2 separate regions of the Homo sapiens genome follow, and region 2 is linked to region 1. A link is a contact called in ENCODE Hi-C or POLR2A ChIA-PET data. All regions are on one chromosome and are shown on one strand. Each heading gives the region's core, a stretch centred on a gene start or an enhancer-like site at or near the end of the contact. The rest is flanking DNA. Distances are from core to core; before and after follow the strand shown. Region 1 has its middle 140 kb from the start of GUCY1A1. Region 2 has its middle 64 kb from the start of GUCY1A1.

Region 1 (2,958 bases), core at 311-2,810:
TGGAGACTAGTAGTTGGAAATCAACATGTTGATAGGACCATGCTCCCTCTGAAGCCTCCAGTGAAGGATCCTTCCTTGCCTCTACCAGGCTCTGGTAGCCCCAGGGGTTCCTTGACTTGTGGCAACATAGCCCTGATCTCTGCCTCTGTCTTCACATGGCTGTCTTCCTTATGTGTTTGCATTTTCACATCATCCTCCTCTAAAGACACCAATCATATTTGATTAGGGCACACTCGACTTTGGTATGACCTAATCAGAAATAATTACATCAGTACTGACCCTATTTCCAAATAAATTCATATTCCAAGGTACTGGGGGTTAGTACTTCAAAATATCTCTCTGTGGAGGGACATAATTTAACCCATGACATGGAACACTTAGGGAAATATGCTATGTATAAAAGTGGAACAATCACACGTCTGTAGAAAATAATGAGATATAAAAATAAATGAAGACTTGAAAAAGAATTTTGAACAACTTGAGCCTTAGGTGGACAAGGGAGAGGAAGAGACTTGTAATCCTAGTTATCTGGCCCATCATTGGTGGTCACCTTGAAACCAGTCTTGTTCTGAATTTGAGAATGTTGATCTCTCCCCCCACCCACTAAACACTTCTGTACTTCGTTGCCCGTGAAGTCCACAGTAGAAGGGCCTGGGTCCCTGAGCTCCACTATCAGATCTCCCAAACTGGAGGCTGACCTGCTTGAATTCCTGCCAACACTCTGCCTTGAGAATTTCCTAGTTACTTATTTCAGTTAGAACAGGACTGAAATCCAAGTTGCAGCTGTGCTCAGATCTCACCTTAAAGTACTGAAATGCCATCAGTCCTGGGTTCAGTTCTTAGTCCTACATCACTATGTAATAGTCTTTGGAGAAACTTCCTCTGACAGCGCCCCTGTGTTCAGCTTCCTTAGCTTTGCCTACATTTGTGGGTTGGCCAATATGTGGCCCTTCCTTCTATTACTCAGCCCCGGTGTTGGTGGGTGGAAGGGAGAAAACAGATCTGGAAGATGCATTTATTATTACGTGTGGAACAATGGGCAGTCTGGAGAGTACACGTAGAATGGTGGGCAGGCAGTATGATATTACACGGAGCATGGACAGGACTTGGGGGAGTCAGATCAATAGATAATAATTTTGGACTTAAGGTACTGCAAGAGATTCATGTTATCAAAATCAATTAATATAAAAGGTGGGCTTACTTAGGAAGTTTTAGTTTCTAATGAATAAAAACTGAATATGCAATCAATACTACCCAAAAAACCTGCATGCTCAATATAATAGTGCACTTTTAGTTTTCTCCTTTTTAAAGGAAGCACATATCACCTGTTTAAACACTCCAACACAAATGATGTTGCTTGCGGCTTTTCAGAACAACGAGCTAGTTTATTTTGAAAATGGACCATATTATTTATTTGCCAGCAGACAATTTATCTACAGGAAATGATTATACACAAATACTCACAATGGCTTATTCAACAGGAATCCTGTCTTAAAACAGGTATTTCCAGTGGTATTCTTCCATGAATAAATACAATGCCCACTGAAATACAAAGTTCTCACGAATGGCATGGTGCAAACAGGATTCAATAGTACCAATGGGGTTCAGAGTCACTGTGACATTACTTAGCAGAAAGAATCACTTTTGCAAAGCCACCTCCATGAGGTTTGGTTAAGAAACTTGTAATCAGTACCTCAGGTGTTTACTCATCAGTGTTGATTATAATTTTAAAAGATAAAATACACACACCACACTCTATTACATTAAAAAAAGTTTAAACTCTTTTTGTTTCTGAAAATAATAGTATAATTCTTCCCCCTCTAGAATATTTATCATCAAGTTTATTTTCACAAATAAATCACTTAATAAATTGTTTCTCTTTGATTCAACTCGCTTATGAGGTTTTTTCCCTCCATGCTTTAATTTTGAAATATTAAATGACTGTACAAAATGATCAAAAAAATCTGGTCTATTGTTTTATGTGGATACTTTCCAGATTAAAGAACATTTATGGGTTTTTTGGCAATAAAACTTATCTGCTTCTGGAATCCTTGCATTTCCTAGTAAGAGCTGCATTTACTCAACCACTACCATGTTGTTATACTGATAATGAAGTATGCTATGGTCAGAAAACATTTTTCATTTTTATGTTTTGCTAAATATTCACCAACACTGCAAAGTTTTTCTTCATTTGGTTTTCAAAACGCCTGCCTGGAAAAGATAAATTTTTAGGAAGTACGAGAGATAGAAAAAAAAAAAAACTTTAAAGAGTAGATTAAGAAAGATTGTTTCAAGTAAGAAGAGAAACTTGGAGGTCTGCATGATTCATGATGATAACGATAAATAAATCCACCTAGGACAGGTAGAGTACTAAGAAGAATCCAGGAAGTAAAGGCATTCTTAACAAGATCTAAATGTAGTGGTTGATATGCCAAGCCCTGCACATAAATGCTTTGATTTAATTTTTCCTCCAATTTTATGTAGTAGATACCATTATGTTTACTTCGTAGCTATTAAATTGAGAAACAGAATAAATTGCCTAAACTACCACAGCTGGGAAAATTAAGACTTGATTGCCTGCCCCATGACCACTGTGCAATAACGCCCCCTGGAGAAAAGGAGGTTACAAGCCAGATCCTAAGAGCTATAAGATTGTTTAAAATTTTTTGCAGCTTTGGGTGAATAGGGAAAATTACCAGTTAGTTCATGCAGATGTTAGTAGTTTGTTCTCCCTTGGAGAAACACAGAAGTAATAATATTGAATAAAGTCATCATTACTTTGATTTCTATTTAAATATAAATTCTCTCTAAGAAAATAAGTGACAAATAAGAATGCTTATAAATAGGATTTCTTTTTCTTTCTACTTTTTCCCCTTTCTCACTTGCACTTAAGGTGCTGAAAGTGGAGTTCATTGTACTCTTCACTGATATTAGTGGTCTTCATAAGTCCTGTCTCTC
Region 2 (2,958 bases), core at 137-2,636, 72 kb before region 1:
AAAAAAAAAAAAAAAAAAATAGAAAAGGAAAGGACAAGAGCCAGACACCAGTAGGTTTGAATACCAGGTCTATCATTTCTATGCTGTGGAATTTGGGGCATGAGACTTAGGACCTCTGAGCTTGATTTTCCACTTAGAGTTATTGTGAAGATAAATGAGAGAGAACTCTCAAAGCACCTAATACAACCACGCAGTAACACAAGCACTTGAGAATGGTAAGTCTACTACCTTTCCCGTCCCCCTGCCCCACACACTGGTGCGTGAGAACAAAGAGTTCTTTCATTCCTAGCCCTGTCTCCAGTGTGGGATCTTTGGCTCTGAGCAGGGACCTGGACACTTCTGCCTTAGCTGCCCCTGTTGAATCACCCACATCCCCTCTTATGAGCTGTTCACGTCAGGCCTAATCACCATCAACTGAGGAAAGCCCACGGGCAGAAGCAAAGGGAAAATGGAATCTGGTCCAGCGATTCCAATTTAGCTTCCTTTAACCAAACAAGTATTGGCTGACAGGATGCAGCATGCCCACTTATACCACATGTACCAGTTCTGAGTTTCATTTTTATTTTCATAAAAAGTTGAAGCTACAGATGTGATTATGATACATGATATACTTCTGTAAACATAATATTCTTTTGGAAATATCTTTTCTTCCACGATCCGTTAACTCTATTGATAAAAATTAATACTTGGTCGATAACTCTCAAGAAAGAATCCTTCTCATCTGTCCTGGCCTCAAGCCTTTCATTCTGCTTTCAGCCTGACGCTCAGTGGTCTCTGTAACTCTTGGAATCTTAACTGTCTATGAACTCTCAAATCTGGAAGAGCAGGATTTCTTTATATTTCTCATACTCTCTTTTGCTCTCTGTGTCATGTGTATAATCTACAGTTTTAGATGGTTATGAGGGTTTTAGTTTCTCCCTTTCCCCTTGTTGTCCTGACAAGGGCAAGTAGGTTCTGATGGGCTTTGGGTGGGTGTTCTAGATAACAGATCTCCACAGGAGAAACAGAATTTGCATCAGAGCCTGTCTCCACCGCTCTCACAGGAAAGGCCTGTGCACAGGGACCTGAAAGTGAGGTCTTTAGCCTAGATAATGTCTTCTATTTCTTACATTATGTGACATTATTATGACTTTTTGCTACCTCTATGGGAATTCTCTTGTGAAAAATTACTGTAAACGATTTTTTTAAAAGTCAGTTACGATGATGGGAAAGGACAGGGCAATTAATACTTGATTGATAACTCACAAGAAAGAAATGTTCTCATCTGTCCTGGCCTCAAGTCTGTCATTCTTTCAGCCTGACACTCAAAGGTTTCTGTAGCTTTTGAAATCTTGACTGTCTGTGAACTCTCAAATCTGGAAGAGCTGGTTTCAATCAATGTAATACAAAGTACTGGTGGCATTCCTTAGGCTGGATAACTGCTCTACTAGGATCTGGGGAAGAACATCAGAGGCAGAGAGAGCAGCAAGGCCCTAAGGCAAGAAGGAAGCTGGCAGGTTGGAGAACAATAAGGACAATGATCAGACTGAGGCATAATTACAGAGGGCAGACTAGCAGGGATAAGTGGTTGGAGGCCAGATAATAGTCTCTTATAGGCCAGAGGTATGGTGGGCCAGGACAGATGTGGTTGAGATTGTCTTCTCCAGCACTTCAAGGAGCTGTGAGTTGAGGCAGGGGTTGAGATCGCTCCTTTAAATCTGGAGGAAAAGTCACCAGCAATATCTCTAGAAATAATGCTTAGTATTCTAATACCATGATACACTGCTGGAACCGATTTTTCAAAAGACTTAAATCGAACGTGTAACCTAGTGCCTTTTATATGAGGAGAGTTAGTTTAAGAAGAACCCAGGAGGCAGAGGCTGCAGTGAGCTGAGATCGTGCCACTGTACTCTAGCCTGGGTGACAGAGTGAGACTTTGTCTCAAAAAACAACAACAACAAAAAACCACAATGCGATACCACCTTATTCCTGCAAGAAGGGCCATAATCAAAAAAATAATAGATGTTGGTGGGGATGTGGTGAAAAGGGAACACTTTTACACTGCTGGTGGGAATGTAAACTAATACAATCACTGTGGAAAATAGTGTGGAGATTCCTTAAAGAACTAAAAGTAGAACTACCATTTGATCCAGCAATCCCACCACTGGATATTTACCGAGAGGAAAAGAAGTCATTGTACAAAAAAGAAAGAAAAAGATACTTACACAAGCATGTTTATAGCGGCACAATTCGCAATTGCAAAAATATAAAACCAGTACAAATGCCCATCAATCAACAAGTAGATAAATCAATTGTGGTATATATACACACACACATACACACACACACACACACACACACACACACACACACACACTATGGAATACTACTCAGCCATAAAAGGAATGAAATAATGGCATTTGCAGCAACCTAGATGGAAATGGAGACCATTATTCTAAGTGAAGTAACTCAGGAATGAAAAACCAAACATCATATGTTCTCACTCATAAGTGAGAGCTAAGCTCTGTGGATCTAAAGACATAGAATGATATGACGGACTTTGGGGACTCTGTGGGAAAGGGTGGGAGGAGGGTGAGGGATAAAAGACTACAAATTGGGTACAGTGTATACTGCTCAGGTGATGGATGCACCCAAATGTCAGAAATCACCACTTAAGGAACTTATTCGTGTAACCAATCCCCACGTGTTCCCCGAAAACTTATGGAAATTAAAAAGAAAAAAAGAAACAGAGTTAGTCTATTTTTTTCCCATGCAGGATGCTTTTGGTCAAAGGACACCACATAAAATCAACAGAAATAAATCACAAAACAAACTCCAAGGTAAGTGACAAAGTTCAAAATAATGTAATTTTAACATACCACTCAATAGGAATGTTCATTAGGTAGCAATGCAGGTTTCGAACATAGAAATGAATATATCATATTTTAATTTAAAACATGACAGGCAATATCAACTTGT

The links. A loop is a pair of places that touch in the nucleus more often than their neighbours do. ChIA-PET counts read pairs that join two places held with the same protein, here RNA polymerase II (POLR2A). Pooled maps may share reads with other maps.
Region 2: a map of PC-9 shows a loop between it and region 1 (3-fold over the local background). The contact joins two enhancer-like sites. A Hi-C loop is called at or near these places in 2 of 168 maps with a recorded cell type or tissue (PC-9 and gastrocnemius medialis) and 1 of 50 pooled maps. POLR2A ChIA-PET finds 5 or more read pairs at or near these places in 1 of 52 experiments (activated CD4-positive, alpha-beta T cell).

Annotation. Positions count from the first base shown.
Region 1 is chr4:155,529,038-155,531,995 of GRCh38, reverse strand. No RefSeq gene overlaps it. Among named protein-coding and RNA genes, the nearest start is that of GUCY1A1, 140 kb to the left of the region's middle. Within about 2 kb of position 1,560, at least 2 of the 41 ENCODE cell types and tissues checked have a DNase peak (open chromatin) inside an H3K27ac peak, as active enhancers do.
Region 2 is chr4:155,601,004-155,603,961 of GRCh38, reverse strand. No RefSeq gene overlaps it. Among named protein-coding and RNA genes, the nearest start is that of GUCY1A1, 64 kb to the left of the region's middle. Within about 2 kb of position 1,386, at least 2 of the 41 ENCODE cell types and tissues checked have a DNase peak (open chromatin) inside an H3K27ac peak, as active enhancers do.